Regions from separate parts of the Mus musculus genome. Here all the other regions are linked to region 1. A link is a loop called in an ENCODE intact Hi-C map of the cell type or tissue named here. Cell type or tissue: left cerebral cortex. All regions are shown on one strand.

Evidence for each region. Hi-C counts contacts between places; a loop is a spot of excess contacts. Peaks named below come from ENCODE experiments on the same cell type or tissue, not always from the same donor. Only the 100,000 strongest peaks of a DNase experiment are listed, where the experiment ranks them.
Region 2: a loop joins it to region 1, with 3 times the contacts of the local background. A loop is called at or near these places in 23 of 42 quality-filtered maps.
Region 3: it touches region 1 in a loop (7-fold over the local background); 3 of 42 quality-filtered maps call a loop at or near these places.
Region 4: it touches region 1 in a loop (3-fold over the local background); 19 of 42 quality-filtered maps call a loop at or near these places.
Region 5: it touches region 1 in a loop (4-fold over the local background); 4 of 42 quality-filtered maps call a loop at or near these places.
Region 6: a loop joins it to region 1, with 2.2 times the contacts of the local background. A loop is called at or near these places in 7 of 42 quality-filtered maps.
Region 7: a loop joins it to region 1, with 3 times the contacts of the local background. A loop is called at or near these places in 23 of 42 quality-filtered maps.

The regions. Positions count from the first base shown.
Region 1 is chr1:180,563,158-180,567,157 of GRCm38, forward strand. All of the region lies in intron 1 of Gm31986 (a long non-coding RNA gene), which reads right to left. Among named protein-coding and RNA genes, the nearest start is that of Parp1, 3.7 kb to the right of the region's middle. In left cerebral cortex, no CTCF peak of the experiment used is centred here; DNase peaks (open chromatin) are centred at 1,932, 2,357 and 3,168; H3K27ac peaks cover 820 bases.
Region 2 is chr1:180,426,506-180,430,505 of GRCm38, forward strand. No RefSeq gene overlaps it. Among named protein-coding and RNA genes, the nearest start is that of Gm39712, 20 kb to the left of the region's middle. In left cerebral cortex, a CTCF peak has its summit at 2,058 (motif pointing left); DNase peaks (open chromatin) are centred at 1,360, 1,987 and 2,631; H3K27ac peaks cover 593 bases.
Region 3 is chr1:180,460,159-180,464,158 of GRCm38, forward strand. All of the region lies in intron 1 of Stum (mechanosensory transduction mediator), which reads right to left. Among named protein-coding and RNA genes, the nearest start is that of Stum, 21 kb to the right of the region's middle. In left cerebral cortex, no CTCF peak of the experiment used is centred here; DNase peaks (open chromatin) are centred at 723, 2,150, 2,415 and 3,114; H3K27ac peaks cover 1,720 bases.
Region 4 is chr1:180,266,597-180,270,596 of GRCm38, forward strand. No RefSeq gene overlaps it. Among named protein-coding and RNA genes, the nearest start is that of Gm31728, 12 kb to the left of the region's middle. In left cerebral cortex, a CTCF peak has its summit at 2,174 (motif pointing right); DNase peaks (open chromatin) are centred at 759, 1,804 and 2,193.
Region 5 is chr1:180,508,188-180,512,187 of GRCm38, forward strand. No RefSeq gene overlaps it. Among named protein-coding and RNA genes, the nearest start is that of Stum, 27 kb to the left of the region's middle. In left cerebral cortex, no CTCF peak of the experiment used is centred here; DNase peaks (open chromatin) are centred at 689 and 2,417.
Region 6 is chr1:180,639,311-180,643,310 of GRCm38, forward strand. Lin9 (lin-9 homolog (C. elegans)) reads left to right here and starts at 1,840. Exons shown (of 15, transcript NM_001103182.2): 1 at 1,840-2,087. The coding sequence starts at 2,009. In left cerebral cortex, a CTCF peak has its summit at 1,729; DNase peaks (open chromatin) are centred at 1,423 and 2,025; H3K4me3 peaks cover 1,937 bases; H3K27ac peaks cover 644 bases.
Region 7 is chr1:180,432,281-180,436,280 of GRCm38, forward strand. Stum (mechanosensory transduction mediator) reads right to left here. Exons shown (of 4, transcript NM_001081227.2): 4 at 93-4,000. Among named protein-coding and RNA genes, the nearest start is that of Gm39712, 26 kb to the left of the region's middle. In left cerebral cortex, a CTCF peak has its summit at 2,055 (motif pointing right); DNase peaks (open chromatin) are centred at 1,553, 2,048, 2,517 and 3,829.

The DNA.
Region 1 (4,000 bases):
AATAGGGCTTAGCCACATGAGCCTGTAACCCCATCGCTGTCAGGGCAGGGGGCAGAGAAGAGGATGGAGCTTGCTGGCTGTCAGCCTAGCTCCAGGCTCAATGAGAAACCGTCTCAAAGGAACAAGGTGGTGTCTGCTCAGAACACTTGATGCCCTCCATACCCACATGCATACACCACATATATGCAAACTCGCATGCAAGTACAACATACACAGAGGCCCCGAGGTTTCCTTGTCCCTTCTGCCACGAGGAGCTATGATGGAAAACACATCCATTGTGAGGAGGCAGATGCCACCTCTCCCGATACCCTGATCTTGGACTCCCCAGCTTATGGACTGTGAAGAACAAACTGCTGTTGTTTGTAAGCCATTGAGTCTGTGGAATTTCGTTATAGCTGCCTGAACGGACTAAGACAAACAGAAAAGCCAGATACACAGGGGATTACTATAAAGAAGGATCTAACACCTGGTGAAAGGAAACACATGTCGTTTAGGCTGGGCTGTGGCAAGTGTCAAGCTCTGGCCTTAAGTTCTTTTCTTGGTGGGGGTAGGGGGTTGGTTTTTTCAAGACAGAGTTTCTCTGTGTAGCCCTGGCTGTCCTGGAACTCACTCTGTAAACCAGGCTGGCCTCAAACTCAGAGATTCGCCTGTCTCTGGCTCCTGAGGGCTGGGATCAAAGGCATGCACCACCACAGCTAGCCATGCCTTGAGTTTTTAACTCAAGGCTTTTCTAGAAAGGTCCTCATGGGTCAGGTTCCCTAAATACCCTGGAGAGGAGCCTGGTCCTTCGGGTACCATCTCTGGGACAGTCGGATGACCTAGCTTGGCTTGAGTTGACCCAGCTTCCCACGTATGAGTAATTTCAGGGCTTGCTGACCACTACTGAGGTCTATGCCCCAGCCGACCCCCTCACCTAGGTGCTGCAGAATGGGCCTCTGAGAACACTGACCACAGCTCATCAATGAATCACGTCACCATGGAGGCATGGAGGACACCTTGGGCCACTCTACACTCATTCCAGGCTGCCCCAGCTGGGCAACCGACCTTCAGAAAACAGGAAACTTCTGCTTTCTAGCGTCTCCCCCGCCCATGCCTCTACAATCCCTCCCTGTTTTAAAATCCTGAGGATCTCACTGCATGTAATTGTTCTTCCAGGGAACAAGATCTGCCTCAGTTATTTCTCAATATGTCAAATAAATCATGCTGCAGTAAGACTCAACTGTAATTGAAAAAAATCAAATCTTAAAAAAAAAAGTGAAATTACACGTGTTTATTCATTTCTAGTTGAAATTTTCTGCCCTTGGAAATTATATGGAAAGGAGAATGACAGAATTTTTGAAGCTATTTTTTTTAAAGGAAGTGTTATTGAAAAATAAATCACCGCAATTGAAAAGCGCCTGTGTGCAAATACAGTTAAGAAATCTACACTCTGATTAGACTTCTGTAACTACTGACAAAGGAACCTGGCTTCCTAAGCATGAGGCTTCCCAACTGGGCTGTAGTAACTTTGGTTTGGTGAGACTATTTTCCCTCTTTAACTGGGATAGTTTTCTTTCCTATTTTCCACCTGCCCGGGACAAACAGAATCAACTAACAGTTGTGTCTATCTGCAGTTGACTTTCCTACCCTCCCGTATGCATGTTTTTCAAAAATCAAGATGATCTTCTTTTTATAAGGTCCATGCCGGCACTGAGCAATGCTGAAGGTTCTCGGACTAGCTAGGAGGACGCACACCTCCCCTTGCATTGCCATCACCAGAGGGACAAAGGAAGGATTCACTGTGTCCAGGGGCTCTCCGTCAGCCTTCAGATGGGCTGTGGGCCCAGTTCCTTCTCCCTGCGATGGCTCTTCCCACACAACCAAGCTCCACTCTTGACAGAAAAGCAGCAGCCAGGACAACTGCGTAGGCTTAGCAGGGAACATAATTTTCAGAGGCAATTGTGAGTTCCATGATGTTGGCCTTGTGTTTTAAAATAACTGGGTTTATTTGCTCTGTGAGAAATGTGCTCAGCAGATACTGCTCCACGTGGGTAGAGCCCTTGAAACATGACTGGGCTCTGCCTGCCTGGGATAAATGGAATTAACTAGCCAACAATGGCATCACACAATGCTCCCAACTCTTCAGTATATCCTTGGGCATCTGTCCTGATATTTTTTTTAAAGAAAAATAAAACCACCCACCTTCTTTGTACATATTTATTTACATATGCATCATTTGTTCATTCAGTACATTTTCATTGAATAGCCACCATATGCCAGGTCCTAGGCTAAGGGTTAAGACTACAAGATAATTCACATATTATGTACCTGTAAGGCTAGGTGGTGAGATGACTCAGCAAGTTCAGGCACTTATAGCCAAGCGTGAGGATCTGAGTTCAATCCCAGGACCCACATGAAAGGCGTAAACCAGCTCCCACAAATTGTCTTCTAGCCCCTATGCGCATGCGCGCACACACACACACACACACACACACACACACACACACTCCATAATAAATGTAAAAAATTTGTAAAGACAGTAAGGCTGTTGGGCCCAGCAGTAAGATTTGCCTAGTCCTGGGCTCCATCCCCAGAAATGCAAGAAAAAGAAATAACAACACACTTCTTATCTGACATCGGTGGAAAGAAGAGGCGTAGAAAAGGCATGTATGGTGGAGGCAGCCAGCAAAGCAACACAGAGCTGCCTCCACGCCACAGCCTCGCTAATCCACTGGCCCAGGCTCCTTTTTCCTTCATCATAGAACTTTCTATGTCTAATCTCAGCCTTGGGCCTTAAACTATAGGAAAGAGAGAGCATTCACAAGTTAAGAGCAAACAAGGGAAATAAGTAAGACAAGTCTATGTCATTAAAACGCTCGCGCGCGCGCGCGCGCCCACACACACACACACACACACACACACACACACACACACAAACTGGAGGCTAGCAATATAGCTCAGAGGTTAAGGGCTACTGGGAGTTTTCTTGTCCAGAGAACCCAGGTTTGGTTCACAGTACCCACACAGAGGCTCATCCTGTCTGTAACTCCAGTTTCAGAGGCTCCAACCAGTGCTCTCTTCTGGCCTCTATGAGTGTGCACACAGTATACATATGTACATATACATGCAGGCAAGATAAAAATAAGTAAATCTTTTGTGAAGCTATGAAATTTAACAAATGGCGTGGGGAAGTCTTTCCGGCAAAAGTAGCACAGGAAATCCACAGAGGACGTGGAAAAGATTGGTGAAGTATACAAGAAAGTCAGTGTTGCTGGGGCAGCTGTGTCCGCCTGCGTCCCAGCTACACATGTGGTGAAGCAAGCGAGTCACTGAGCCGGGACGAAAGAAAGAAAAGAAGGAAAGAGAAGAAAAGGAATATATATATTCATTCTTATTGGCAATCCAAAAGTATGTTTAAAATAATAATAATAGTAGGGGCTCAAGAGATGGCTTCCAGATAGAAATATTGCTTTTACAGAAGGCTCACGTTTGCTTCTCAGTACCCATGATGGGTAACTCACAACCCCCTGTCACATCAGTTTCGGAAGTTCTGATACCCTCTTTTAGCCTCTGAGGGCACAACCACATACGGGGTACATATCCCCACACACACATATACATAAACAAAATGGATTTTCCTTAATAATATTAAGAGCTAAGCATAGCAGCATACACTGTAATCCCAGTACTTGGGACAACAGAGGCAGGCAATGATTTCAAGGCCAACCTTGGCTATATAGCAAGATAAAGATAAGTCTGGGTTCCATGAGACTCTATGTCCGAAACATATAGGTGTGTGCATGTCTGTCTGTCTGTCTGAGTGTACATATTTATAATATGGAATTTAGAAAAAAAAACATTTTAAGCTGTCTTGGCTTCCTTCCTCATCGCCATGATACAATGACATGGCGAAAGTGAGTCATGGAGAAAGGGTTTATTTTACTCTTAGTCCATCATGGTGGGGAAGTCAAGGCAGCAATGGCTTGAAGTAGCTATCACATTAAATCCTGCATTTCTGCAG
Region 2 (4,000 bases), 140 kb before region 1:
GTTCTGTGTGGCAAAAAGGAGCCAGAACCACGCTGAATCAGTGATAATGCAGGAGAAGCCTGGTGACTTGGGCACATTTCAGTGTCTGCCAGCTCCATGAGCCCTACTATGTGCCCTCCATGTCTGCACAGGCTCCTTGGTTGTCCTGTCTTCACTAATGCACGAGGTGGCTCAGCCTGGCAGTGAATCTTAGAAACAGCCAACTGTAGAAACTCTTTAATTAATTGAGAGGGAACTCTGAACCTCCTCTGAGGTAGAGTGCTCATTGCACAGCAATGCTGTATACATATGAGGGACACAGGGTCCCTAAGTCCGGAGGTGGTATCCGAGACTCCCTTAAGAGGCTCCTGCCTGTACCAGCCCTTCTGAACCCTATACAAGAATATCTCTCTCACCGGGTGTGGTGGCGCACGCCTTTAATCCCAGCACTCGGGAGGCAGAGGCAGGTGGATTTCTGAGTTCGAGGCCAGCCTGGTCTACAAAGTGAGTTCCAGGACAGCCAGGGCTGCACAGAGAAACCCTGTCTCGAAAAACCAAAAAAACAAAAAACAAAAAAGAATATCTCTCTCCTTCCTTCCCCATACTACATAGCTGACTCTGTATTCTCTGCCCCTCTCCCACCTTTCAGCTGTGCAGTCACCAGAGCAAGCATCCTCTTAGACATTAGACCATATAAATAAAGCTTTATTAGAGACCACCATGTCACTACTTTATATATCATCTAGGGTCTCATTCAACCCCTTACAGAACTGCCGAATCCTGTTCGAAGGTAGCAGTGGCCGATGGTTGTGAGTTGCTAAGTGTCAGGTGATTAAAGGTAAAGTAGTTTAATACTCATAACAACTCTATGAGATGAACCTTGCCATCCCCGAGTTCTTCGCGACAGAACTAGGAAACAACAGACCAAACTTTGCTTTGGACCAAACTCGAGACCTGCCTGTGATTCTGCCTGTTTCTGCTTCCCTGGACAGTCCAGGGCGTGTATTCTGGTACCAGGCTGTGCCACAGGATCCCTAGGACAGCCCATGGATGCTGGTGCCTGGGATATGTAGGGACAGAGCTATCAAGGCCCAGAGTCAGTGTACCTGGTAGTCCCTGTTCTCCTGCAGGCCTGGAAGTGGGGCTGGAGACCCGAGACTGCTGGAGCGAGGGTCTGTTTGTTCTAGGCGTGGGATGACCCTCCAGGCAGCTGAGTGTTAGCATCCATGGCATCCAGTCCCCTTTCTCCGCAGACTGAGGGTTCAGAACCACGTCTGCTTGCCATTCACAGTCTGGATCACACACCCTGCCACAGAAATGCAGCAAACACATCCAGTTCCCGGGAACACCAAGAACCAGCCTGGGTGGCATTTTTTTTTTCAATTTCGTTTTCACTGTGACAGCTGTGGCCCAGCTCCTGGCATTTAGCACACCATGCACAGGCATAAAATGACACATTCAACAGAGAAGTGGGGACTGGGAAGCAGACAAGCTCGGGGACCAGGCGTTTCCTCGCTGTGCGGAAGATGGGGGAGGGTCAAAGGGAGCTTTTATTAAACCCCGTAGGTGACACCGTAGGTGACAGCCACAACCCCTAATAGACCCCAATAGAAAATTCACAGAGACAAATTCACCAGGAATTGGGGTCCTACCTTGTGGTCTCCTTACTCTGCACACTTGGTCCTGGGGACATTTAGAGGTCACAGAGTTCAGGCCACAAAGATAGACGTTTGCAACCAGCGTCATTATCTGACCTAGTCTTTCCTCTCTGTACTTTCCAAACTTGTGAATCAGCAAAGTGGGATTTAAAGTGGGGGCAGGGGAGAAAGTCCCACATGACTTCTGTGCTTTTCGGGACAGTAGCACATACGATTTTAAAAATAGTTTCTGCACATTACGGACAAACGGGGTCTGTGATAGCTTTTTTGACAGCAGCAGGCCTGCTCTATTTCAATGAGAAGAAAAAAAAAATGCCCAATTTTAGTCATGCTTTCTGAGAACACATGCTGGCATGAATTCAAGACAGACTAGAAACCGCGAGGCCCCATTAGGGAGCCTGCCCCCTTGTGGACATCAAGGTGCATTGCAAGATGGCCCTAGGACAAGGAGGCTAGTCAGGGAATGCATTTAATTTACAAATGACATCTTGCTCTAGTAAATACCAGAGCCCACATTTAAGGCACAGTGGTGGTGGTGGACAGATATCAGGAATATACGGTACAGTATAAAGGACACCATGCAGAAAAAACAAGGGGTCCCATAGGACAAAAAAGAGGCCTCACCCAAGTCAGGAACATAAAGGCCATTTAGGAAAGGCTTTGCAAAGGAAATGCCACCAAAATGAGTTTAGAAGCTGAATATGAATTATCCAGAGGGTTGAAGGATGGAGGAAGCAGACACACAGCACAGAGACACAGGGAAGGAATAGCTCCAAGTGGCCAGAGCCGAGGACCCATGTGCAGAGGACCCATGTGCAGCTCACAATGTGGTCATAGCCGGATCTCAGGCCTGGGCAAGGAATAGCGGAAGCAAATGGGGAATGTGGAGTGTCTCCCAGTGACAAACAGGTGTCCCTGGGGGCTCCTCGGCAATGACATGAGGTGACACTTCTGCATGGAGGAAATGATGCTAACCAGTGGAGAGATGCCAAGTTCTATAATGAGGTCGAGGCCGTAAGCTAGAGGGAAATTAAGGAAACAGTCTGGATGCCGTGGGGTCCATGGAGTGCAGAGAAACCAAGCTTGCCAGGTCAGCCTCGCTCACTCCTGTGGAGCCAGAAAGCCCTGCCACCCTTCCTTAAGGTTTGACTTATCATCTTCTAGGTGTCCCCTTCCTGCCCACCTCCCTTCCGGTTCAAACAAAATCCTTTGAGCCTCTACTCCTGCAGGTTCGTGGTTAATCTCACGGCTAAATAGCCAACACTTCAAAACCAATCCCACTTCTACATTAGGTGTAAAAGATTTTCCATTTTAGGGAGAAAGGGGGAGGGGCAGTTTACAGGTGTGTCTCGCGTCACTCAGCAGCCAGGCATTTGTAATTCCAGTTACCTGGCTCAGGGATGCAGCTGGTAGGAGATGAAGAGACACATCCAGAAGTCAGTAGCTAGTGTGTGTTTGAGACACCCACCCCTCTCTATAAATCGACCTGCATCTTAGCTCCTGATCTGTGGAGAGCACAGTGGGAATGGCTGATTGGATACTGGCTGAAAGGCTTGGATCTTAAAGAATACCGAAGGCCCAGCTGCTGCCCTCTCTACTCATTCCCTAAGGGCTCAAGGCAGAGGCTTGGATGTCTGTTACCTCAGGTTCCAGCGCTTAGACCCAACTGACACCAGCTAACCCCAACTGACCCAGTTGGCCCAGAAAACAATATTTGTATGTTGCTTTTACCATGTATGGCAAATGTCTGTTTTATAAGGTTACTTCCAACCTATTTCCTGTTTTCAGCACTTATTACTACAACATAAGTAAACACGTGCATGACTCTGGGGGGGGGGGGGAAGAGTACTGTAAGCTTAGATCACAGCCGTGCATAATCACTGCAAGAGCCAGCTATCTCTCCAGCCACGCCCAGGCAGTTTCTTATTCCGTAACTTCAAGCGCCTGCATTGGCTTCACATTAGGGAACAGATGACCACCATGAGCCAGGTCTACAGGTCTGGGTCACACCACCATAGCTGGAGACAGCTCAGCTCTAGTGCTTGCTGGGCTGTGGCCCCAGCTGAGGTTCTAGCAGGCTCACCATCACCTTGGCTGGCTCAGCAGCACTGTGAAGAACACACAGTGTGGCCGTTCTCACATTCTCATTTCCCTCTCTATATAACAGGGAAGGCCAAGCTGTGGGCGTGTAAGGCTAGGCACAGGAGAGGGCACACCTGGCCCCAGGCACGTATATAGATGATAGGTGGAGTCCTCCGTCCTCCCTTCTGTCCTCCACGCTGGGTGTGTGCTCTTAGGGGTGTAGTCTTGCCCCAGCCCCTCCTGATTGCTGCTCTGTTCTTCTTCCTTCTTGCTATGATGTG
Region 3 (4,000 bases), 100 kb before region 1:
ATGTATTTTTAAACAACGCTGTTGTTCTGAGAATGACTCGACCTTAAAGGGATCTGATGGTGCAAAATGGAGCTAAGAAAATGACTGTGGGTTCCTAACTGCTCCCCTGTCTTCAGGCTAACGGGCTCAAAGGCCCTTTGAATGGGCCTCGGGGGCTGGGAAAGATGAGGCTGGAGGAGAGGCAGGCTTATTAATGTTCACAGAGAGAAGGGATATCCTGTGTGAGGGAGGGAGGGAGGGAGGAAGAGAGAGAGGGAGGGAGGAAGAGAGAGAGGGAGGGACGAAGAGAGAGAGGGAGGGAGGAAGAGAGAGAGGGAGGGAGGGAGGGACGGAGGGAGGGAGGGAGGGAGGAAGAGAGGGAAGCTCCTGTGTGTGGGAAGAATGGGGGAAAGAGGGAGGGAGGAAGGGACGGGCGGACAGATGGACAAACAGAAGAAGGAGGGCAGAGTGTGGCCAGACCTGGTGCTCTAGACTCACCCCATAGCATCTACATCTGTCTGTCCGTGGCTCTGAGTTTCCCACCTGTTGGAGGAGTTGTGCTCAGCCCCTGGCTCCTGTTCAGTACTTTCTTTTTTTATTATTATTATTTTTACATGGTGCTTGCGGGCATCCAGCATTGTCGGGTGTTCTGACACTGCCAGTGTGCTTTGGATGAGCCCTGTTGCTAAGAAACAAATCCCAGCTGCATCTTTAAACACTGCTCTAGAAAAGCACATTCCTCCCCACTCAACTCCACAGAGTCTTCTCCATGGCCCTGTTTAGTTTCTGTGAACAGCTCCTTGCCAAAGGCCACATTTTAAACCTCAAGGAAACTCCAACGAATGCTCTGTTTGCGGGAACTTGAGAAGGAGGATCTTCAAGGAGGTGGAGCAAGCAGTGTGGGCCAGCCCAGCCTGGAGCTGTGGTGAAGCCTTGCTGGGGCAGACTCTGATGGACCAGTGAGACATGGCTCCGTCTTTCCAGTGGCTTCTTGCATTTCTAAGATGGCAGACCTTACCACCCCTTGCCAAGGAGTTCTATGTTCAATTTGATTCAAACATTCACTTGCATCCTTGGTGCCTTGGAAGGCTTGGATCTTCTGGGTTGATCATAGTGAGTTCAAGGGCTCCCATGTGAATCCCCACTCACCCATGCTGTCCTGGACACAGACTTAAGCAGGAGGCACAAAGGCAAGTTGCTCTCAGAAGCAATCACCATGGGACTTCCTTTTCCCAAGTCCAAGCTTCTACTGACGCCCCCTGAAATCCTTTCCAGACTGCGGAGACCACAGCTCACTCTATTCCTGATCAGCATCTTTGAAAGTAGGAGATTTGCCTGACTTCCCAGGGGATTCTGATGTGCCTGAGGCCAGAGGTCAGCAGCGTAAGATCACACATCATCCTTATCACTCCAAATGAACTAAGTATGTGCTTCAAGCCAGGCAAGGCACCAAGCTCAGAGACACAGGCCAAGAGGACCCCTCCTGCACTCGACCAGCCCACAGTTTAGTGGTCCTACTGATTCAGATAGCATCAGGCCCGTGGAACTAGACCAGGGGAGTTGAAGTGACTTTACCACAGTGAAATTTCATGTACAATAATCACACTGTATGCAAAGTACTATTCTAGGACTACATATGTAATAACTCAAATCATTCTAAGAGGGTCCAAAGAAATAGGTACTATTATCCTCATTTTGCAGATCAAGAAACTGAGGCACACATAGAAATGGTATAAAGCCTAAAACTATCAAACTTCTAGAATATATATGAGACAACCTTTGGGACCTGGAGGCAGAAAAAAAAATTGCTCAAGTAGAAAAACTTTAAAAAAGAGAAGAAATGCAAAGGGGATAGGTCACTTGACCAAAGCCACACAGCTATCAAGGTCATTTGGCCAAGATCACACAGCTATCATGTGGTCGAGTGCAAGCCAGCTTGAGTATTCTTCCAGCTAAAAAGAAAATATCCAGAAAAAGATCACCAGGATTTGGGGAAGGACACACATAATTGTTTGCACACAACATACCTACCCCACCCCAGCGACCTGGGTTCCTGATGGAGGACCATCAATCCGCCCGCGCTGGGGAGCCAGCTAAGAATGTTGCCTAGCAGATTCCTCTGTGTAGCAATTAGGTGGCTTTGTTTCTGTTTCTTGCTTCTCAGAGAATACACCAGCTGGCTTTCTTCCCCCAAGACATTTCACACCTTAAACTGTCCACGGTCCATCCAGGATCCTCTCCACAGCTCAGCCCAAACAGTGGTCCTCAGAGGGGACAGCAGGCAGGCAGGCCCTGTTGCAGGGTGACGCTCTCTGTCCTCACCCAGCAGGATCCTCTCTCTTCTGGCCACCCACCAGCCCCAGTCAAGCTGCCAGCTATGGGTGCTTTAAAACATTTTCAATTAGATGTGTGTTGCAGGGAAAGGCTGGAGCTGCGTGTCGGGCGAGGCACCGGTTCCCACTTCCACCCTGGACTGGGTGGTGAGCCACATTCCTGCAGCTGTCCCTGCCAAATTACTCTGGGCTATTTTAGAACACAAACAAAATGCCTGGGAAGTCCTCAAAGCAGCCCTGGCAGGCCCTCAACAAGTCACTGCCAGGGGTGACAGCTGGACAGGTGGGTAAGCAGGAGAAATCACTTCTCCCTGAGCCTAGGGTGTGACCTGCATGCCAGAGCACCCCAGAAATAAGCCCTGTCCAGGCCTCATTCACTGTTATGGAAGCACAAAATCCTACCTAACATCTCTCATTCATCAATTTTTGTTAAAAACAAAACAACCCCACCTCAGTGAAGCACACAGCAGCAGCAGCAGCTACCACTGTCTCGGCCATCTGTACAGGGGATGGTTGTGGGTCTTTCCCACAGGTGTGAGGAACAAGGCCACATGTCACAAGACTGGTGTGATGCACCTTTCTAATATGTACAAAGTTCCCAATACACAGTTGTCCTAAACACAGATAGAATGATAGATATGTTCAGACCTGCACACGCTTGGCACACACACGTCACCTCATGTTTGGCCAGACATGATATCCTGCACTTCCTCTTCTGGGTGGCCCTCCTTGTGTTCCTGGCACTACAAAATAACAGTCCACATGATGACTTTCTAGTAATTCATAATTCCTTATGAGTCATAGTTCTGAATGATTCAGACCCTTTGGCAATGCCCAGGTGCTCACTTAAGCAGCACTGAGCCAAATCCTGACCCGCTCTCGAGAGAGCCCTTGTGGGGATTGTACTTTGCAGACACTTTCAGTTCCTATGGCTTTTCAAATCCTTTCTTCTTTGCCCCTCTCCACCCCTCCACATCTTTGTATTGTTCATGCCTGGGAACACGGCTTCTCTGTAAGTCGGCACTGATGCCTGGCGCTATTGATAAATGATGTTGCCACCTAGTGCCGGTGGTATAGCTAAAGTTCCTAGATCAAAAGCCTCAGTCCTGGCAGCCCCACCACGCTGAGCTTGGCCACCGGTCCCCAAGATGCCAATTGAAGACAAGAACAACGCATCAGTCACAAAGAGGAGATTTACCCAATTTGGCCACATCGAGAAGAGAGACAGATAAAGGGGTCCAGCGACCCAAAATCTATCTCTGGGGTTTAAAACAGGAAGAGTTGGAGCAAGAGGTAGGAAGATACATAATTAAACTGCTCTGGTCAAGGTATGGTCCTGCCATCATCCTCCCACAAGTTCTTCTAAGCAGTCCAAAGATGCCCTAAAACTCTGTTTCTCAGGAGTGTTGCTGCCCTAGGATTCACCCCCAGCCCTGAAGAGAACACCCTGTTATGAGGTGGGGGCCTGTCCCAGGAGGCTTTGGTCTTCCTGGAATCTTCCAGACATGACCTTTCTGAGCCTTTAGCCCTGAAGAGCAACTAGGCCAGTAAGGCAGCCAGGCCCTCACTGAGTGATTACCACGTCTATGATGGTCAAATAGGAGTCTGAGCCAAAGGAAAGGAGACACAGTCATCTTCAAGACAGCAGGGCCGGGCTTCCCCTCTGCCTTTTTACTCTGTAGGCCCTT
Region 4 (4,000 bases), 300 kb before region 1:
TTCTGAATGTGCAACTGTGTCTGGTCCCTAAATTACAATCCAATTCTGACTCATTTTTCTCCTGTTTGTTTATTTATGATTCCACTCTAAACAGCACTCCTCCTTCCCATACTTCATTGACTTTATTGCCTGCCTCCCTTCCCTCCCTCTTCCTCTTCCTTCTCCTCCTCCCCCTATCCTCCTTCTCCTCTTCTCACAGTCCTCCCCCTCTCTCTCCCTCCTCCCTCTCTCTCTCTTCCTCCTCCTCCTTCTCCTTGTCCACCTACTTCTCCTCCTCCTTCTCTTCCTCCATCCCCTCCTACTTCTCAATTGCTTAGATTTCAGGTATGCACCATCACACCTGACTATTCTATTTATCCTTTTAATTATAGCAAAACACAGACAAAATAAGATTTATCACCGTTTATCCACTCTTAGGCAGTCTCCGTGGCTGTAAGAACATTCATGGTGTGACACGATTACCTCTACCCACTTCTAGAACTTTTTAAAGTGTTGAAGATTTTAGGACAGAATAATTGAGCAGAAAGTCCAGAGAATTCCTTAAATTCCCTGTCCCTGAGGTTGGAGAGATGGCTCGATGGTTACGCACTCTCACTGCTCTTCCAGAGGACACAGGTTCAATTGCCAGCACCCATGGGTGATACAGCATCATGTGGCTATCCGTGAACCATGGACAGTACTGAACCATGCACACACCTCTCTCTCTTCCTGTGTGCTGCACAGCATTGGCCCACGGTATCAGAGCTAGTCTGTCCTTGCCTGTTTGCACATTGGTGCCTTCTTTCTATCGCTACTGTTGTGCTTTGACGTCATCGGCAAGTCAACTATGCATCCTGGAGCACAAACACTGAAGTACTGTGCCAGTGGAGCCGAGAAGGCTGCTAAGCAGTATATATTTGTACATGCAGCGTGAATATACTGGTGAAAGGGAGGGGATGTCTCGCCTGTGCAGGGTGGGACAGTAGAAGATTTTGTCATGCTACTCAGAATCATTTGAAACATAAATTTATTTCTGGCATTTTCTGCGTGATTTGTTTTCCTTGTGGGCTATAGTTGACTTTGGGGTAATTGAAATTCTGGAAAGTAAAACTGAGTAAGGAGCTATTTGAAGCCTCCCCCCTCGCCCCCCCCCCCCCCGCTTTCCTTCAGACACTGGCAACCACCATACCTCTCTCTACGTGATTTTAGTGATTATACTCATATTGAGCCCTGATATATTTGTGTCTGGGTCATTTAATTAGCATATTGTATTCAGGGCTGCTACATGTAGCATGGATTGGAGCTTTATTGTTTTTTTAAGTTGAATAGTCTCCCATTGGGTGGCTACACTACCCTGCTCACCCACTGGTGGACAGTTGAGTCTGCCATGTCTTAGCTATTGTAATTGACACTGGTGTGCATGAACAAATATCTGAGACCCAGCTTTTAGCTCTTGTAGTTACGTCCTAGGAAATGGAATAGCCGCACCTTACGCAACCTGAGCAGCCATACTGGCTTCCTCCACCCGCAGCAGCTTTCAGTTTTCTTTCCAAAAGCCATCTTAATGAGTAGGAGGTGTGGTCTTCGCTCCTTAAGCTTTAATTAGGACCCTGGAGTCCCTTTCAAAGTAAACAGGTACTTGGCCATTCATTTTTGCAGTTCCCTCCCCAGCGTGTATGCCATGGGAGTATGAGTTCTCTCTGATTTAAGCTAACAGGGTTGGCATCCTCAGCTGTGAGGAGGACAGCTTAGCCAACAGGCAGGTGTATGAGCTCTGCACAGGAGTGTGTGGGTGGTTCACACAAATTCTTTGGCCTGTGAGGGATCTGGTCTTTACTTCCCCAGAAGAGCTATCCTAAAGCTGTGTGAGTTCCCCAGAGAATACAGCCTTGAGAACCTCGGTAACACGGATCTCACAGTATGTCTACAGGTCGTATGTTAGGTGAGTCTAGAGGTCTTAACCTCTCTGACAAATAATGAAGGGCCCCGAGTCTGTGACGCTGGAAAGTGATTCTTGGGGAAACATACACATTATCTCACACAGTAGCGATGCATCCTAAAACCACCAAAGTTAATAATGCCCTGTTGGCATACATTTTTCTCCTTCTAATCCTGGAAGGATGGCGGTCCTGAACCCTTGAGAGACAGCCTGTCTATCCTTGGGCAGACGAGAAAGCAGTTTCTTTGCCACTAGAGGGCGCCAGCACCCTTTGGTTCGATCTCTCTATCTCAACACTGGGAGGCGCCCCTTTCCTGTTTAGCTGAGTTTGCTGCTATTTGGGTTCTCTTTAGGTCTTGACCATTCAAATGAGCAACGAAGGGGACATTCCCCCCACCTCCCCCAAGGATCTGGGATGCCATCCTCAGGAAATCAGATTCCTTGTGGGTGTGGGAGGCTGGCTAAGGGACTGAGAGGTCACCTTGCAGGACTTAACAGCTAAGAGCTGGGGCAGGGAAATACAGCTTTTTCCTTACATTGTTGAGTTTTTTAAAAAACAAAACACAATTTCAGACTAAGAGAAGAGTGTGCTGTTGTCTAGGTGCATTCTCTGTGGTACTTTCTGGAAAGCCAAGCTCTGTGTGGGAGGCCCTGGGCACCCCTTTTCCTGTCTCTCCAGTGTAACCTGCCTCACATATTTGGATCCTGTGAGCCTCCTAAGGACTGACAGCTGAAGAACACCACCCCCAAGGAAATAGTTTCCCCTTCTTAGGAGGTCCAGGGTGTGGCCCCAGAATCTGCCTGCCCCTGAACATTTTATCTGGTGCTCAGGTAACAGACAAACTGCAAGCTGAGAAAGTTTCCATCAGACTTTGTCCTCTGGAACCATTTCAGTTTTAATATGGTAGCGAGGCGACAGAGTCTTCATTCTCTTGTGCAATCCTGAGTCCCAGAGATGGGGCACCTCCCAGTATCCCAATAACCCAAGATCTCTCCTCATTTACCCCTTGCTTTCCAGTAAGGGCTCACTATCTCCCAACGCTGGTGCCCATGGCTACACAGGGGTTCAGACACCAAAAACTCCCTTTTAAAGAAGCAGGCCATTATAGTCACAAATAATATAAAATACCTTGGTGTGACTCTAACTAAGGAAGTGAATGAAAGATCGGTATGATAAGAACTTCGAGTCTCTGAAGAAAGAAACTGAAGAATATCTCAGAAGATGGAAAGATCTCCCATACTCATGGATTGGCAGGACTAATATAGTAAAAATTACTATCTTGCCAAAAGTAATCTACAGATTCAATGCAATCCCCATCAAAATTCCAACTCAATTCTTCACTGAGTTAGAAAGGGCAATTTGCAAATTCATCTGGAATAATAATAATAATAATAATAATAATAATAATAATAATAATAAACTAGGATAGCAAAAACTATTCTCAACAATAAAAGAACCTCTGGTGGAATCACCATGCCTGACCTCAAGCTGTACTACAGAGCAATTGTGATAAAAACTGCATGGTACTGATACAGCGACACACAGGTAGATCAATGGAATAGAATTGAAGACCCAGAAATGAATCGACACACCTATGGTCACTTGATCTTTGACAAGGGAGCTAAACCATCCAGTTGAAAAAAGACAGCATTTTCAACAAATGGTGCTGGCACAACTGGTGGTTATCATGTAGAAGAATGCGAATTGATCCATTCTTATCTCCTTGTACAAAGCTCAAAACCAGAGACACTGAAATTAATAGAGGAGAAAGTGGGGGAAAGCCTTGAAGATATGGGCACAGGGGGAAAATTCCTAAACAGAACAGCAATGGCTTGTGCTGTAAGATCACGAATTGACAAATGGGACCTCATAAAATTGCAAAGCTTCTGTAAGGCAAAAGACACTGTCAATAAGACAAAAAGGCCACCAACAGATTGGGAAAGGATTTTTACCAATCCTAAATCTGATAGGGGACTGATATCCAATATATACAAAGAGCTCAAGAAGCTGGACTCCAGAAATTCAAATAACCCCATTAAAATGGGGTACAGAGCTAAACAAAGAATTCTCAACTGAGGAAT
Region 5 (4,000 bases), 55 kb before region 1:
CCGTTCATACCATCAAGAGCTCCATTACAGTGGTGCATTGCCTTGCCATAGGCCAAAAGCCAGCAGAGCCAGTCAGCCATGAACTTGAAACTTCTGAAAACGTGAGTAAAATCAACCATTCCTCTTGTTAAGTGGATTAGCTAAGGCTCTTTCATTGCTGCAAGAGAAAGCTGACCAACCCAAGGAGACCCCGGGCTTGCCAACCACAATCCCCAATGTGGTTTCCTTTCCTTTCCTTTCCTTTCCTTTCCTTTCCTTTCCTTTCCTTTCCTTTCCTTTCCTTATCCTTTCCTTTGCCTTCCCCCTCCTGGCTGCCCTCCAAGTTCTCATCCCTTCTGTATCTGACAGTGTAGATGCAGACACACGTGGGGGTGGGTGCACCATGTAGGAGTGGGGGTTCAGAAGAGGGATGTTCATCCCCACATACCCTCTTCTTTCCTTCCTTCCACTCCAAACATATCTCTCTTTAAACTATATTAAAGTATACTCTGCTTCTCTCTATACTCTCCATACCCAAGAGATCTTCCTGGCCTTTGCTGGGAATGCAGGGGACAGGATGCCAGTTGCTGAATTTCCCTCAAGGATAGAAAAAGCTTCCTCGGGCTGCAGCCCTCATTTCCCTGCACATGCTCTGTGTCTATGAGTCCATCGTGGGGCTGAGAGAAGTGAAAGCACTGGCCGGTTTCACACTCTCCTCCACAAGCTGATCTGACTTGGGGCTTCACACGGCGCCTGCTTCTCGGTGCTGGGCTGGTCACCTTGTCAGCAAGCCTGTGGGCTGGGCTCAGGGACCATTCATTGCTTCATCCCCAAGTGCCAAGGCAGCTGTCTATGAGTGAAGAAAACTGACAATTTGGTTTCCGCCTTGGGGCCTCAAACTTCCATGCGCCTTCATTGGCCTCCACTGGGCTTCTGGAGTGCTAAGATTGGGCACTGGGGAAGAGGGAGACAACGCAGTAAAGGATGAGCCATTTTCAGTGATACCAGGAAAATCAGCAAACCCCACACCCTTTCACGTCCACGGTTAACCTTTTGGTTGCTTTGATTAAAGACAGGAACAGAAGTGTCATTCACTGGGTGACTTACAGGCCTGGGGCTCACCCTGCCCTGAGTCTAGGAGGAGTCTCAGTTTGGCAGTAACTGGGATACTTTCAAAGTCTCTGTAAGGTGAGGTTTGGGGGAAATGACTGCATTGAGGATCAATCCAGCCAGCAGTTGGGCTTCCAGAGTCGCCCTGCCTGTGCTCTGAGACTACTAATCGAGACCCTTGGAGACATGGGCAATTCCCACCAGAACTTCCCTTTGCCCCATTGCCCCCTGTGAGCATGTTATGCACTGGGAAAGCAATTTGTGTGCCTGTGAGGAGATGCATGCCTCTGGCTCAAGGGGGCCCCTTGTCCTGAGCCCTGAGCCCTGAGCCCTGAGCCCTGAGCCCTGAGCCCTGAGCCCTGAGCCCTGAGCCCTGAGCCCTGAGCCCTGAGCCCTGAGCCCTGAGCCCTGAGCCCTGAGCCCTGAGCCCTGAGCCCTGAGCCCTGGACTACACACTTGCTCGCTGGGCCTCCAGTTCATCCATGTGCTCTGCTGAGGTTACCATGCCTAGCAGGCCTGTGCTCTGAGAACCATAAAGCCAGAACCTCAGTTTCCATGCAGGGCTATCTAGGGAGCCATGCAGTGCACACATCTAGTCATCCACTCCCCGCCTCCGGGTGCTGCCCATCTCAACTCTCCGTGACATCTCCAGGACTGCACACCTCTCTGCTCCTTTCCAGTGCGGGTCCTACAGAGCCTTAATGTCCCCAAAGGGGACTGGTCTTTCTGTTCCCTTTACACTGACTGTCCCATCCAAATTAAACCCTTCCTTCCCTCTCTCCCAACTTTGCTTCGTTTTTCTTCAAAGCCTATTTCACTGTCAGATATTATCAATGATATAAGTTGGCTTGTCTGTGGCTCTCTGTCCAGCTACAAATTCCGGCCTTGTCCAGGTCATCACTAGATAGAGTAAGTGCTCAATAAATACTTGTCAATCTAGGAAATCTATAAGAATGCTGCCTCCCCACACCCCTGCATCTAAGTGTGCTGCCTCCCTAACCCCCACCCCCACCCCCCTGTCCACTCTCCTTCCTACTCATTCTGACCATTGCTTTTGACCATGTCAACAGAGAAATCCAAAAAATACCCTGAGCAGGAGAGGAAGTGCCATTGAGGGAGCTTCCAGAGCCCTGGAACGTGGTGATCACGCACAGGTGAGCCCTGGAATGCGGTGGTCACGCACAGCGTCCAGGCAAAAGAAAACAAACCTCTGTGCATAACTGGCACAGACGAGGGACATCTGTTCTCCAAGCTTCCAGCCCACAGAACTCTGCTCGTCCCTTCCGGATGCCACAGATGCTTGGTGACAGCTGAGATCTGTCTTGCAGAAGCAGGAACCGGAGAATATTTCTGGCCCAATTAAGCTTTTGCGGTTGACAAGTGGGCGTGGCAGCCTCACCTCTCTGCGTTCCTAATGTGAGAAACAGATGGCCTGTGAGCACTGCGCCATCTCCCGCACCTTCCAGCTGGTATGCCACACTGAGGGCATTGCATGTGGGCAGGTAACAGGTATGGGGCACACGGACGGTGCAGCTGTGGCATGTGGTCGAGCCTCATGTTCACTTGCGGCGGCAGACCTTCATAATATACCCCAGTTATTTTGCAAGTCTTCATTCCAGAAAAATCACAATGATCTTCACTGCAGAGGTGTGAGGACTCTCCTATTCTTGCTCACAGTTCTGGGTCCCTGTGGTAGTTTGAGTAAGAATGGCCCACAGAAGCTCCGATGTTTAAATGCTTGGTCCTGGGTTAGTAAAACTGTCTTAGAGGAATTAGGGTTGTGGCTTTGTTGGAGGAGGCGTGGCTTTGTTGGAGGAGGCGTGGTTTTGTTAGAAGAGGTTTCAAAAGCTCAAACTCACACCAGGCCTTTTCTGTCCTTTCTATAGCTTGTGGATCAGATGTTAGCTCTCAGCTACTGCTCCAGCACTACGCTGGCTGGCCCCCTTGCCTGCCACCATGCTCCTTGCCATGATATTCATAGACTAGTCTTCTGAAACTGTGGTCCCACAGTTAAATTATATTTTTATAAGTTGCCTTGGTCATGGTGTTTCTTCATAGTAATAAAACACTAATTAAGGCAGATTCCAAGAACAAACAATGCAATGAGAAACAGGTCTCTGTTTTTCATTCTTCCAGGCACAGCAGCTTTTGAATGAAGAGGAGATCTGAGATGTGACACATGAATTCGCACAAGATTGGATAGACAGAAAGATGGACTAACTAGCAGTCTGTAAGAGCACTTGCAGTTAAGACTCTGTATACAGCCTCCACTATAGGCCCTATGACACAAGCCTTGCTCAGTGTGAGGGAGGGCACCCATCCTTCCTGTCTGTACTGGATAACCCTGCCTTATCCTTAGGATGGTCATCTCTGTCACCATCACTAGGAGACCTGACTCTGGCCTGGGATGGGGCAGTCAGGATCCTGAATCAGGTGACACTGGTCCTATCCTTCTGAGATTTGAACCCAGGGCTTTATGTGTACTGGGCAAAGGCTAGCTGTACTGGCTAGTTTTGTGTCAACTTGACACAGCTGGAGTTACCACAGAGAAAGGAGCTTCAGTTGAGGAAATGCCTCCATGAGATCCAACTGTAAGGCATTTTCTCATTTAGTGATCAAGGGGGAAAGGCCCCTTGTGGGTGGGACCATCTCTGGGCTGGTAGTCTTGGTTTTATAAGAGAGCAGGCTGAGCAAGCCAAGAGAGGCAAGCCAGTAAAGAACATCCCTCCATGGCCTCTGCATCAGCTCCTGCTCCCTGACCTGTTTGAGTTCCAGTCCTGACTTCCTTTGGTGATGAACAGCAGCATGGAAGTGTAAGCTGAATAAACCCTTTCCTCCCCAACTTGCTTCTTGGTCATGATGTTTGTGCAGGAATAGAAACCCTGACTAAGACACTAGCCCAGGCCCTAGT
Region 6 (4,000 bases), 76 kb after region 1:
CATAACAGCAAGATACCCATCATGGAAGGAGAAAGCGGCCCTCATCACAACCACCGGACATTGCCAGAATCCAGAACCATAATAAATGTCTGTCATTTAGTAATTACCAAGCAAGTCACAAGGTACCTTGTCTCAGAAGCATAAATGGATTAACACATGCTGTTACATTAGAGAGAAACCAAGGTAGTGAAAAATGTATGAAAACTGCCTCTGAGTAAAATCTGACTTGCTCTGATCTGACAACACCTGTCTACTAGGTTTCACCATTCTTGCCTCTCTCTTCTCTCTCAGCTTCCTCCATGTTGATTGCTGCTCTTTTATTCTCAGAGAGTTAAATTATGCCCGATCTCATTTTCAAATTGATGAAGACACCCAAGTCCCAAGCAGGACCAGTTTCCTGTTACGAGGCAGGCTGGTCTGAATGTGTTCAGAAGGCTCAGGGGGGGTTAGATTCTCTCAGAAGGCTAGGTTACTTTGTTACAACGTTTTACTTCCCGCCCACCTCCTCCCCCACTTACCCTGGGCCCAGAAGGGCCAGCACCCATGTGCTTCTCTTGCTCGCACTAGTCTTTCCCCTCACCTCTCGAAAGGTGGATTTTCCATCCTGCCCCTCCCTCCACCCCAGATTCAGCGGTACTCCCTACTGTCTATAAACTGGAGGCTGTAGCAGCAAACAGCTGGCTGCAAGGAGCCATTATAAGTTCTTTCCACTCATTAAGCAAGAGTGGAATTTTTGCCTGCATTTTACTGAGGAGAAGTTGAAGCACAAGTATTAAGCTTGCCTGGGACTGATACAAGTAGCAGCCCAAGTTGCACCCTTAACTTTCACAGCCTGCTGCCCTTTTCCTGAGCCTGAAGTCTTCCACTCTATTGCTCGCCCAAGAGTCTCATCTTGTCTTTCTCCAACCTGTGCCTCACATTCTTGAATGTGTTCTAGAAAAGAAATGAAAGCCTGCCCTTCGTACTACTTAAGACCTCGCTTTATTCTTTTTACCAAGCCCAACTTAGCCTGGGCTGGCCTGTCTAGATCTGCTCTCACCTCACTGAACCATCTTTAAACTTTTTAGTTTGTGGAAGTCACTCATCCACTCGTTTTTGTTTTGTTTTAAATTCTCCATTCGCCGACTACCCCCTCCTCATAAATCCCTGGAGAATAGACCCACCCCGGAGATCAACCACGCTTGTAAAAATAGTAGTTGAAAAGCCACCGTGGTTTAAATACTAGAAAGTGTTACAGATGGGAACCGTGAAATCTTTCCCGGCTTCTTTCAGCAAGGGAGGAATCCCCATCCAGTTTCATTACACTTGGCTAGTGTCACTTGTGTCTTCCCCAAGCATCCTTAGTCACTGTGAGGCTCCCAGCTCACTACCGGTCTCGGGTGGAGCGCATTAGAGAAAGAAAGCAGGACAGTTCACTAGCCCTCGGCCTACACCAACTTGGTGACCTCTCAAGGTCTCGTCCCGGCCGCTCGCAGCTCAGGTTCCGGCCCGGGCCGCCCGGACCCCGCGTCCGTGACCTGCAGGCGAAGCGGACGCCGCGGCCCGGGCACTCGGTGGGGGGGAAGGGCAGGGGCCGGGGCGCCGGAGAAACGCGATCTGGGGAGCCGAGTCCACGTTACTTTGGGCAGAGCCCCCTCCGTGCCAAGCGACCAGGAACCCAGGTCTCGTCCGCCGCGCCACCGGCCCGGGCCTGCGTCCCGCTCCCCTCGGGAACCGGCCTGCAGTTCCCGCAGCCGCAGCGCGGGCCGCGCGCCGGGAGCGAGCGCAGGCGAGGGGGGCGGCGCGGGCGGGCGCATCGGTGCTGGCGCCGCGCCCCCCGCGCTCGGCCCTACCGGGCCTCTCGGCGAGGCGTCCCCTGTCCTCCTCCGGGCCCGGCCCGGGGTGCGGGCGAGGCCCCGAGGCCCCCTCCCGCCGGGCTCGGGCGGAGCCGGACGGCCTGGCGGGAGCAGGCGCCGCGGGCCGCGAGCTCCTCATTCGAACCTCCCTCGCAGACAGTCTCCGCCCCACAATGCACCGGGGCGGGCAGCCTTTGAAAAAGCGGCGCGGCTCGTTCAAGATGGCGGAGCTCGACCAGTTGCCTGACGAGAGTAAGTAGCGTCTCAGAGCAGCCCTCCTTCCCGCCGGTTGCCCGTCCCGGGGTCGCACCGGCCGAGTCCGGTTGCCGGGCAGGTGGGATGGCCGCCAGCCCACCGCAGTCCCCGGCCTTCCTCCTCAGGCGCTGCCGCCGCGTCGCCGCCTTTGTTATGGTGTCTTGTGTGTCTGTTTCTGGGGTTGTGCGAGCGCCAGCGCCGGAAACCGAAAGCCCGGGAGTCCAGCCTGTCCTGACGGAGTCGGCGGCTGCTCTCCCGGAGCGACTGCTGTCGCCGGCCGGGGTGGGCGAAGAGCGGCCCCCCAGTTGCGGGCGCCGTCCTCCTCGCCCGCCCGGTTATGTAACTCGCCGGCCGGGGGCCGGGAGGGCTCGGGCTGGGCACCGGGGACACAGCCCCTCTTGGTGCCCCGGGCCTCCGATCTGATCCTCTGACGGCTCCTGCTTCTGCAGGCACTTGTGATCGCTCCCCCCGACCCCCCGCGTCCATCCTGGAAGTGTTTTCTTCCGTGTCACACAGGCTTGGCCCCTTCCCCTGGGACTACAGGTGGCCCTGGACCTTTCCGGAGATGATCCAGCCGGGATACAGTGCCGAGGTAGCCCCATTCCCAGTCTCCCTCCTGAGTGGATGTGTCTCTAGACTGTGGGGTGGGCATTACACACGGATGTGAGCACCGCAGCCCATATAAGTATGTTATTCTGCCTGACACCCACCCCTGTTCACTGCCTCACTTCTCCTTCTATACTCACAACCTCTGAGACGGATGTTCACCTGTCCGCAGACAGTAAAGCCAGCTACTCTGCGACCTAAGGACAAGGGAACAATTTTGTAATTTTCATATTGCACACATTATTAAAAGGCATTTTAGTTACAAAATGGTCTTGAAGCAACACGTACTCTGTGGTGTGTATTTGTAGCCCTTGGTCAACGAAAGGTTCGCAGGTGTGGTGGCGCACATCTTTAATCTCAGCACTCGGTAGGAAGAGGCAGGTGGATCTCCGAGTTCGAGGCCCACCCAGTCTACATACCAAGCTCCAGGACAGCCAAGGCTACACAGAGAAATCCTGTCTTGGAAAACAAACAAACAAACAAACCTCCAAACTGAGCAATCTGTATTTAGAACGATTGTATCATTTTTATGACAAATAAAGTAGTGGTTTTGTTTTTTAACCATTTGGTGTGCCCCAACAGGAAGTCAGGTCAGAGAAACCCGTTTCAAAAGCAAAGAAAAAACTCGAACTCTGTAAGATGTATCTGTGGGCAACGCAAATATGCCTTTAAAAGAGAGATAACTCTTAATTCTGTTTTCTTTGATATCGTGTATTTCTTATATTGTTAAGTCAGAAGTTCAGGTTGCCAGTATTCAGAATGTTTGTGTTTTAATTTTGATTTAGACCAGTGCTAAGTCTCAAAAGAACGTTCTCGATGGTGGATGGAGATGTCACTTTTCTAGTGTGCAGTGAGCAACCGGTAGTCACCTGTGACTAGATGGCTCAGGTGCTGCTCTTTTATTTCTATTTAATCTTGACTTATATTTAAATAGCTAGTGATTACTGTATTGATAAGGCATTATCTATAGAATATCCCTAAGTTTATCGTTCTTGTTTGGAGAATATGGTTGATTGATATTTACGATGCTTGAAAATATAGATAATTCAAGTAAGTAGAATGTTACCTGCCATCTGAAGAGATTTTTTTTCTTAAGCTGGGCACCGTGACGTGTGTTAACCTAACACATGTGAGCTAAGACAAAAGGCTAACTCTTAAGTTGGAGGCCAGCCTGGGCTGTACTGTAAAATGTTTCATCATCTGTAATGGGTACGCTCTGTGACTTCTCAGGGCTGTCTCACCTGCAGTCACACGGTTGTTGGTCAGCAGCCCACCAGAGCTGAGCCACTTAGGCTTTTCCTCAT
Region 7 (4,000 bases), 130 kb before region 1:
GAGAGAGAGAGAGAGAGAGAGAGAGAGAGAGAGAGACGAAAGCATTCAGGGCAGCTGGAGATCTGATTACAGAAATGGAAGACACAGGAATTCAAGAAGCTACCAGGAAGGTCACATGGATGTTTATTAAATAGAAAAGAGGAAAAAGAAGAATAAAAGATTGCCAAAACCATATTTCCAAGGGTTAAAAAAAATTGGAATGCCAAAGAAATGCCATGCTCTGTTATCTTTATAACACGGGGCACTATATGTATGTACACTGTATTATGTATGTATGTATGTACACTCCGTATGTACACGGAGATATGTACACGAGCTTTGTTGCGGGTGGCGTTCCTCACCACGTGTACAGTAGCATTGCTGGAAGGAAGGTCTTCAAAGCTGGCAGAAGGCTGGAGGAGAAGCGGGAGCCCTGCACTACCCCTGCGGGGCTCTGTGGACCCCAAAACAAGGGTGGGGACTCAAGCCTGGGGACACTGAGAAAATTAAGCAAAAGTCAAACCTGGGCCCCATGCTTCAGTTTAAGCCAGGAAAGTCTAGAATCTTTCCAAGGGCTGAGATAGTCCGAGCAGTCTCCAAGAACACTTGTAATCTTTAGAATGGGCTGGCAATGCCTCCGTACCCCCGGGCCCCCACCCGCCCGCCCTCCACCCCCCACCCGCCCTCCACCCCCCACCTGTGCTTGGACTTGGGCATATGGGGTCCCTGTGAGAAGGAGTGAGAAAAGTAAGCCCCCGATGTCGTCAGAGAACAAGAAAATGTACAGCAGTTAATTTAACAGACAAAAGCCAACGGCAACACCAAAACAGTAATCCACAACACAACGCGGCCTGCTCTTAATACAGTGATGCTGCCAGCATCTTCCAAAACAAAAGAGCTCCCGGGTGCAAGGGAGCCAGCCCGGGAAGAGCCCGCGACTACTCCACAGGAAATCGCGGGATTCTCACAAGCCCCAACGTCATTTGTCTCTGCTTAAAACTTGCCCCCTCCTCTACTCCTTGCTGGCTCCTGGGCTGGGGCAGGCAGTGTACTCGTTCAGAAATAAAAATCCTGCCAGAGTCGCAGAAAAGCGTCAGGAAGAGGTCTCTGCCCCTCCCCCACACCAGCAGACCAATCCGGAGCCGGGGGGCTGCAGTAGCTCTGGATAGGGGGATGCAGTGGGAATTCTGATCCCACAGACCCCAGGAGAGGGCAACCGGTGTGCACAGTGGACGGAGTTGAGGAGGGGTGACTGGCCAGGGTGAGGACAGCAGTTTTGTGGCTTTGAGTTGTCCCCACACTGGGGTGGGGGCTTCTCAGTGACATAGCTTACCAAGAGTCACCAATGCTCCATAGACTCACTGGGTCCCAGACTTAACTTTAGTGGAGTCATTTCTTTAGTCTCCCTTGGGGGGTTGTGGCATACCGAACTAGTGTTTGTTTTTGCCAGGAAGAGTCTGGGCTCTCCCAGTGGGGCTGTGCTTGACTGGGCTTGGACTCTCTAGACTCTTGGCTTTGGCAAGGTTGGGGGAAATGACGGACTGGCCTGATTTCTATACTGTAGATAGTTAAATGGAAGGGCATTGCTGTAACAAGACTGTAGTCACTCTGATGGGATGCACAGGACCACTCTGGTTGGGATTCATTGTGTCCTGGTGCATCGTGGGATTGAGGCTGGGTCATACTCTGAGTGGAAGTATACACTGCCTCTGTGAGCATTCAGCTCTCAGAAACTAACAGGAAGAAAGATGAAGAAGACTCTAAGTCCCTTGCTCACCACTTAGATGACCTCTTCACAATACCACTGTCCAAGATGACCTCCACATCCTCTACTACCTGGGCACAGAACTCTCTAGCAGGAGACAGAGCTCCTGGTAGGTGAAGAAAAGGTCTTCCCGAGCTTGCTGTCACTGGTGGAGGCTGGATACTGTAGGGATGTGACCTACAGGGCATCTTTGATCTGAGCTCAGGACCTGAGCACTTTAGCACTGAAAGAACGCTTGCTAACTGCAGAGCCTCCCTCACAGCACAGGGAGTGAACCTCATCCCAGGGCTGGCAGATGGTATCCTGGCTCCCTGCTTCCACTAGAGGGAAACCTTGCTCTGCAATCCGACGCGCTTCTGCCTGGGAGTAGGAGATGCAGTGGCCAGCTGGTTCTCTAAGTCCAAGCCCTCTCCAACCACAGAACAGACAGTCCCAGCTTTCTTCATGCAGGTCATTTACCATCACTAAGGCCTTGCATTTTTAATCTTAAGGTCAAAGGAACACTCATTCAATCTCTTTCTTGCTTCAGGACCCTTGGGCCTTTGGGGGGATTTTTCTGGTCTTGGGGTTTCAGCCCACTCTATGCTGGCCTTAGACCCGATGTGTGGATGGCTTTTCTTTTGCACATCTTAATCCTTTTCCGTCTAGGGGACGTGCTAACCATGTAGCTAATTGGCTTCCTATGTCTCCTATAGCTGAGTTCTCCCCGCTGCTCCTCAGCCCCCAGCATCCTACACCCCACGATTTGCAGCCTCGGTCCTGTGAGGGAGTGTAGGACCTAGATCCCATGAGCCAGGCAGCTCCGGGCACCGACTCTGTCTTGAGCTGCCATCTGCTTCCATCTTCCATTCGGGACCTGCAGAAGCCAGGGGGGCGGGTGAGCTCAAGGATTCAGGAGGGCCATGGAGAAATACTGCTCTCATCCTTCGGAGGACGTTCATCATCCCTCCCTGTGACTTCTGAGAGGTATGTGTCTCAGGGAGAAGCCTCTGGTCTCCTTGTGAAAGCTTAACAAAAACTCCCCACAGGTTGCTCACAGAACAGCAGATGAACTGAGCTGAGCGGCACCTGGGCCACGCCCCCTTTGGGGGCGGGTCGCTGGGGCTAGACACAGGTCAGGGCCACGGAGGCAGGGAGTAGACCGTGCCCTCATCACTTCCTTTGCTTCTCTCCAGGGCAGCCAGAGACTTGACCCAGGCAAGATTTGGCAGTCTGAGGGTGGGGGGTGGGTCATCTCATAGTGGCTTCCTGGCCGCAGTCTGGGGTCCTCAATGGTCCCTAAAATACACTACACAGTGTTGAATAGTTTTAACGTAACAAAACCTAGAATCACCAGGGAAGTCTTAAAGAGGAATTATTTTAGATTAGATTGGCCTGTGGAGGATTATCTTATTTGTTTAATGGAAGTGAGACGATCCACCCTGAATTTCGTGGGCTGGATCTTGGACTTTTTAAGAGTACATGAAACTGGTTGGGGGTGGGGGAGCATGGACAGCATGGATGCATTTGTTTCTCTGCTGTTGACTGTGGATGTAGTGACTTAGGCACTTCTAGTTCCTGCCATCATGACTCCTCCCTACGATGGACTGTACATAGGCTAGATTATAAACCAAACAAACCAACTTTCCTCTTTCCTGGTGCATGTTGCTTTTTGGTCAGGGTATTTTACCACAGCAACAGAAATGGAGCTACGACAGTAGGCTACCTGGTCCTCTCTCTTGCTCCAGGGTCCTGGTTTGGTAGAAGGAATGGCCACTCTGATAACAATGCCACATTAGATCCTGGCAGTGCCACAGTCTCTGTGGATTTTCTCTGTGTGCCTGTGATGTCTGCCCCTGGCACTCATAGCCAGGGCATGGTCTTCTGAGTTATTTCCCAAGGTTGGGACAGCAGCCCTGAGCTATGCCACCCAGGCAGCTTTGTCACTAAGGAGCCCTGGTGCCACTAAGCGCTTTCTGGGTCCAAAGCCCTGCTTTCTAGATAGCTGGTGTTCAGTAAATGAACTCTGGTCACCTAGAACCAATGGCCTGCTTGGACTGTGAGGAGTGAATTAGCCACTGTCTATCGGCTGAGAATGGTTATGCTAATCAGGCCTGGCCCAGGGGGCTGATGCTTGGAGCTAGTAGCACCCCTCAGACTCACTGTTCTGGGGGCTCCTAAAGTCTACCCACACCATCCACCTGGAATGAGGGGGTGCTAGGGAGGAAACAGCTTCCCAAGCTCACAAGCCCCTGTATTAAGCCATCCCACACTAGA